2 separate regions of the Homo sapiens genome follow, and region 2 is linked to region 1. A link is a loop called in an ENCODE intact Hi-C map of the cell type or tissue named here. Cell type or tissue: endothelial cell of umbilical vein. All regions are shown on one strand.

The links. Peaks named below come from ENCODE experiments on the same cell type or tissue, not always from the same donor. Only the 100,000 strongest peaks of a DNase experiment are listed, where the experiment ranks them.
Region 2: a loop joins it to region 1, with 2.8 times the contacts of the local background. A loop is called at or near these places in 1 of 110 quality-filtered maps.

The regions. Positions count from the first base shown.
Region 1 is chr17:30,518,761-30,521,260 of GRCh38, reverse strand. It overlaps GOSR1 (golgi SNAP receptor complex member 1), which reads right to left. Exons shown (of 9, transcript NM_001007025.2): 8 at 1,240-1,322. Among named protein-coding and RNA genes, the nearest start is that of GOSR1, 43 kb to the right of the region's middle. In endothelial cell of umbilical vein, no CTCF peak of the experiment used is centred here; a DNase peak (open chromatin) is centred at 1,360; H3K27ac peaks cover 1,703 bases.
Region 2 is chr17:30,697,064-30,699,563 of GRCh38, reverse strand. All of the region lies in intron 3 of LOC105371723 (a long non-coding RNA gene), which reads right to left. Among named protein-coding and RNA genes, the nearest start is that of CRLF3, 130 kb to the left of the region's middle. RefSeq lists an enhancer at 1-161. In endothelial cell of umbilical vein, CTCF peaks have their summits at 1,286 and 1,488; DNase peaks (open chromatin) are centred at 1,243 and 1,523; H3K4me3 peaks cover 292 bases.

The DNA of each region.
Region 1 (2,500 bases):
GCAGTGAGCTGAGATCGTGCCACTGTACTCCAGCCTGGATGGTAACAGGGTGAGACTCTGTCTTAAAAAAAAAAAAAAAAAAAAAAAAAAAAAGAGAGAGAGAACTTATGGGAGAGATGCTTACAGAGCAGTAGAGAAGAGGTCACAAAGAAGAGTGGTGGTAAATTCTAATGAACAATTGAGAAAGGCTTTAGTGTTTTAAATCATCAGCTATCTGACTCACACTTCTATTTCAAAGTTTCAAAAGTTTCACTAAATACAAACTCTTAAATTCACTGATCAGCTTTTCTGGCTGGCAATTGAGTTCATAGTTTAGTAAAATGAGATAATGTATATAACAGCACTCTGTAAATTTTATAGCCCTATCTAAAATGTGATTTTAGACATGTGGTTTTATACTTAGGGTGACAAGGCAAGAACAAAATTCACAGTGGACTGGAGAATAACAGCACACATCAGGAGAGTCTTTTCCTTAGGCAAAGACATATCAAACTAAAAGTGAACTCAAATTATCTAGGACTACAAGATACTCAGCTTTTGAAAATTCTAGGTTCCTCCCCCTTTGGCAGTTGGGGAGGAAAGCTTTTTGCCTAGAAGGCTTGTCTTTTCAGAGGTTCGCTGAATGAAATGACTCAGAGTGCCAGGCTTTTCTGGTTCCCTAGTGGGTTTCTGGGAAGTATTAATAATCCTAATTTAAAACAGAAAACTGAAACATTTTAAAGTAGAGGTTACAACAAACAAGTGGAGAATGTATCCTAGAATTCAGCCTGTGCATAGAGTTACAAACTCCATCAGTAGCTATAGCTCATCTGCACGGGTGGCTGTCTCCTTCCTTCCCCCTTCCAAGCATCTGCCACTGACTTATCTCTAAATGGGAAAAACAACAAAGGCATATAATTTATCATGTTTAGGTAAGAATAATGTATAGTGTGGAGTTCTAACATGAATTTAAAAGCTTTCTAAAATGTAGAAGAAATTGGTGGATAATTTTTAAATTCACATTTATAATTTTTTTCTTCTACATCTAGTAGTAAGAAACTTCTGAGGTGCAGTCTTTTAGGAATGGTACTAAAGAGCATAAACTTTCACAAAGTAGGAATGCACAGTATATTCATATTATGCAATTACTGATGGGCTCTACTGCTACTGATGATGGCAACCTGCCCCCTATAAAAGCACACACAGACACTTCTCCCCTCTACCCTCAAAACACAGACTGCGAACATTCAAAAAGGATACTGGCCAAAGTGTTCATTTTGCTGTGAATTGACTTCAACATTCCTCTCTGTGAAGTCATATTTTCTTTTGTTGCCATAGCAATGCTGCAAGGGGAAAAAAAGATGACAAATCACCATTTAAGATTATCCTGCCTGGAACCATCATGCCTTTAAAAGTGAAAGAAAACTACAGTGAGCAACATCATCTTAGAAAGCACTGTGCCAGAAAATAAGGGGAAAAAATCACTTCCGAAGCCACTTTACCACTGCGCTTTTTCCAAATGACTCCACTGTTCTCTGATATCTTTTTATACAAGGCAGTAAGCCACTTCCTATGTTTGCTTCAAAATAACAAACAAAATAAGGCATAAACAGACAAATCACATATTACAAAAGCTTCTTAAAATTTAAAGTTTAAAAACTTTAAAAAGTTTAAAAAGAGTTTAAAAAGAAGCCAGCTACTAAAATATCTTTAATCAGGAAAAACTGTTGAAAGGGAATTATAATTATAAAAATAGAAAAGAAATATAAAATATCATAAAATGTGAATACACAACCAGCCCTTAATTTATGAAGAGATTATGTTCCAAAATTCTACTTGAGAACCAACTAGGCATGCATGCAACATTATGCTGGGTTTCCATGATGGCTGACAAAGGTCACAGACTCATTAAACGTGGCTAAAACAGCTGGGTGTGGTGGCTCACGTCTGTAATCCCAGCACCGAATTTGGAAGACCGAGGTGGGAGGATCACTTGAGCCCAAAAGTTCAAGACCATCCTGGGCAATGTGGTGAAATCCCAACTCTACCAAAATAAAAAATTAGCTAGACATGTGTGCCTGTAGTCCCAGCTACTCGGGAGGCTGAGGTGAGAGGATCAATTGAGCCCAGGAGGGGGGGGCTACAGCGAGCTGTGATGGAGCCACTGCACTCTAGCCTGAATAATGGAGCGAGACCCTGTCTCAAAAAAAAGAAAAGATTAAAGAGAAAAGAGAAAGTCACTTTTGGTCGAACACAATCTCTTCCCTGTGACTACCTTGATGTCCTGTTTAAAAGATCTCTTGAGTTAATATCCTTTTTTTGGGGGGGGTTGGGGGTTGGGGGACAGGGTCCTGCTCCGTCACCCAGGCTGGAGCCCAGTGGTGTGACTGTGGCTATTGCAGCCTTGACTCCCTGGGCTCAAGCAATCCTCCCACCTCAGCCTCCTGAGTAGCTGGGACTACAGGCATGTGCCATCATGCCTGGCTAATTTTTTTTTTCTAATTTTTAAATTATTTCTAGA
Region 2 (2,500 bases), 180 kb before region 1:
GAAGGGAGGAAGGAAGGAAAGAAAATGATAGGAATGCTGGTGTGCTCCTGTAATCCCAGTTACCTGGGAGGCTGAAGTGGGAGGATCACTTGAGCCTGGGAGTTAGAGACTGCAGTGAGCTATGACTGCAACACTGCACTCCAGCCTGGGTGACCGAGCGATACTCCTATCTCTTAAAAAATATATATTATTTATAGATTATTATTATTTTTTAATTATACAGGTCAGCCGGGCGCAGTGACTCATGCCTGTAATCCTAGCACTTTGGGAGGTCAAGGCGGGAGGATCGCTTGAGCCCAGGAGTTCGAGACCAGCCTGGGCAGCATAGCGAGACCTGGTCTCTAAATAAATAAATTATATAGTCAATTTGAGAGGGACCCAGGAGATTCGTGAGGTGATCACCACTGTCATGCAGGTGAGAGGCAGGTGATGGAGGCCCAGAACGGGATGCTGGGGGAAAACGTTAGGTTTTCGGCATGTCTTAGGGGCAGAGTCAACAGGACCCCTTACTTTGCACCCTCCTTGAACTCTGCTTATATGTTACCTCCTGACCACTCTATTGAAAATGCAAAACACAGGACCGGGCGCGGTGGCTCACGCCTGTAATCCCAGCACTTTGGGAGGCCGAGGCGGGCAGACCACGAGGTCAGGAGCTCGAGACCATCCTGGCTAACACGGTGAAACCCCGTCTCTACTAAAAATACAAAAAATTAGCCAGGCGTGGTGGTGGGCGCCTGTAGTCCCAGCTACTAGGGAGGCTGAGGCAGGAGAATGGCGTGAACCCGGGAGGTGGAGCTTGCAGTGAGCAGAGATCATGCCACTGCACTCCAGCCTGAGCGACAGAGCGAGACTCCGTCACAAAAAAAAAGAAAAAAGAAAAAAGAAAAGAAAATGCAAAACACAAAAATTAGCTGGGTGTGGTGGCACATGCCTGTAATCCCGGCTACTTAGGAGGCTGAGGCACAAGAGTCGCTCTAACCCGGGAGGTGGAGGTTGCAGTGAGCCGAGATCACACCTCTGCACTCCAGCCTGGGCGACAGAGCAAGACTCTGTCTCAAAAAAAAGAAAAAAGAAAACTGCAAACACCCCCACCCTCCTCACTCCCTTGATCTCCTCTCCCCTTTATCTCTCTCCAGTCCCAGAGACTGGGGGGGGGGGGGTCTCACTATGTTGTCCAGGCTGGTCTCGAACTCCTAGTCCCCACAGCATATCCTGACCTAGTTTCGTTTTCATTCATTTATCTATCTCCCTCACTAGAATACCAACTCCCCAGTCCAGGGATGTTTGTTTCTTGTTCACTGCTGTCTACCCGGAGCCTAGGACAGATCCTGGCACACAGTAGGCGCTCAGGAGAAAGCGGGGGAGTGGAGGAAAGCGAGAATCCCGGAAGCCGCCGGGTTCCAGCCTGAGCAGCAGGCGGGCGTTTAAGTGGAGGCGGATTCCTAGTTAGGCACCAGCTGGAAGGGGAGCCCGGCTGGGCTGCGCTTCCTTCCCCGGCCGCTAGGGGCCGTTTCCCCGCTGCTCTGCGGCCGCCAGGTGAGGGGGCCCCGCCTCTTCTTCCCAGGTGCTCAGGAGGGGCAGCCCGGGGAAGGGAGGGGGGTGAAGAGCGCAGAGCTGGGGGAGTTGGGGTGTGAGGGGACAAAGTGGGGGTGAAGGGAGAGAGCTGAGCGTGTTTGAGATGGGGACTGCTTAAAGGAAGGGAAAAATGCGTAGGGAGGTTGGGAGGTGTGAGAAGGTGAGGAGACAGCCCGGTGTTAGGGAGAGAGGAGCGGAGGGTTGAGGGAGGTGCGGGAAGATGGGTGATAAACTGGGGAGTCCGGGAAAGTCTGGCAGGCGGAAGGCCTTGCCCTGGTGGCTCCACTGGAGGAAATTTGGACCATGCATGGAAAAGACCGGGACGATTGAGGGGTGGGATTGGCCTGTGGGGTTGAGGATCCCAGGGAAGAAGCCCTAAGCTTTGCTGGACTTGGACTTGGCCAGTGTGTTCTGGGGAGGAAGAGGGATTTCTCAGACCCAGATCCCTCGGACCAGCAACGGGGAGGGACTCCCCCTTTGAGGAGTGCGATGTGCCTGGCAAGTTCACCAGCTAGCTTCTGCAGAACGTGTGGCCAGTAAGTGGCTTATTCAACCTGGCACTGACTCTGCCTCTCTCTCCTTCAAGCCTCAGGGCCAGGATTCATTGTGTAATGAATTGAGTGGTAAAACAGCAATGAATGAGACAGATCCAGTCCCGGCACTGGCCAGTCCCGGCACAAAGAAGGCTTCCCAGCCCTGGGGAAGTGACAGGTAAACTGAGGCAGGGACCTGCTGGCTTTAAATAGCAGTCCCCCTCATGGTGATCTGGGCAGAGACGACCACTCATATGGAGGCTCTGAGGCTGTTACCAAGAAAAAAGCCGGCAGTATCCAAGCTGCAATAGTGTGATAGGGAGTGGTGGGGTCTGCGGCAACCCAGAAATGCCTGCCAGCTCTAAAGGGATCCTGTGTTTGGGATTAAGGTG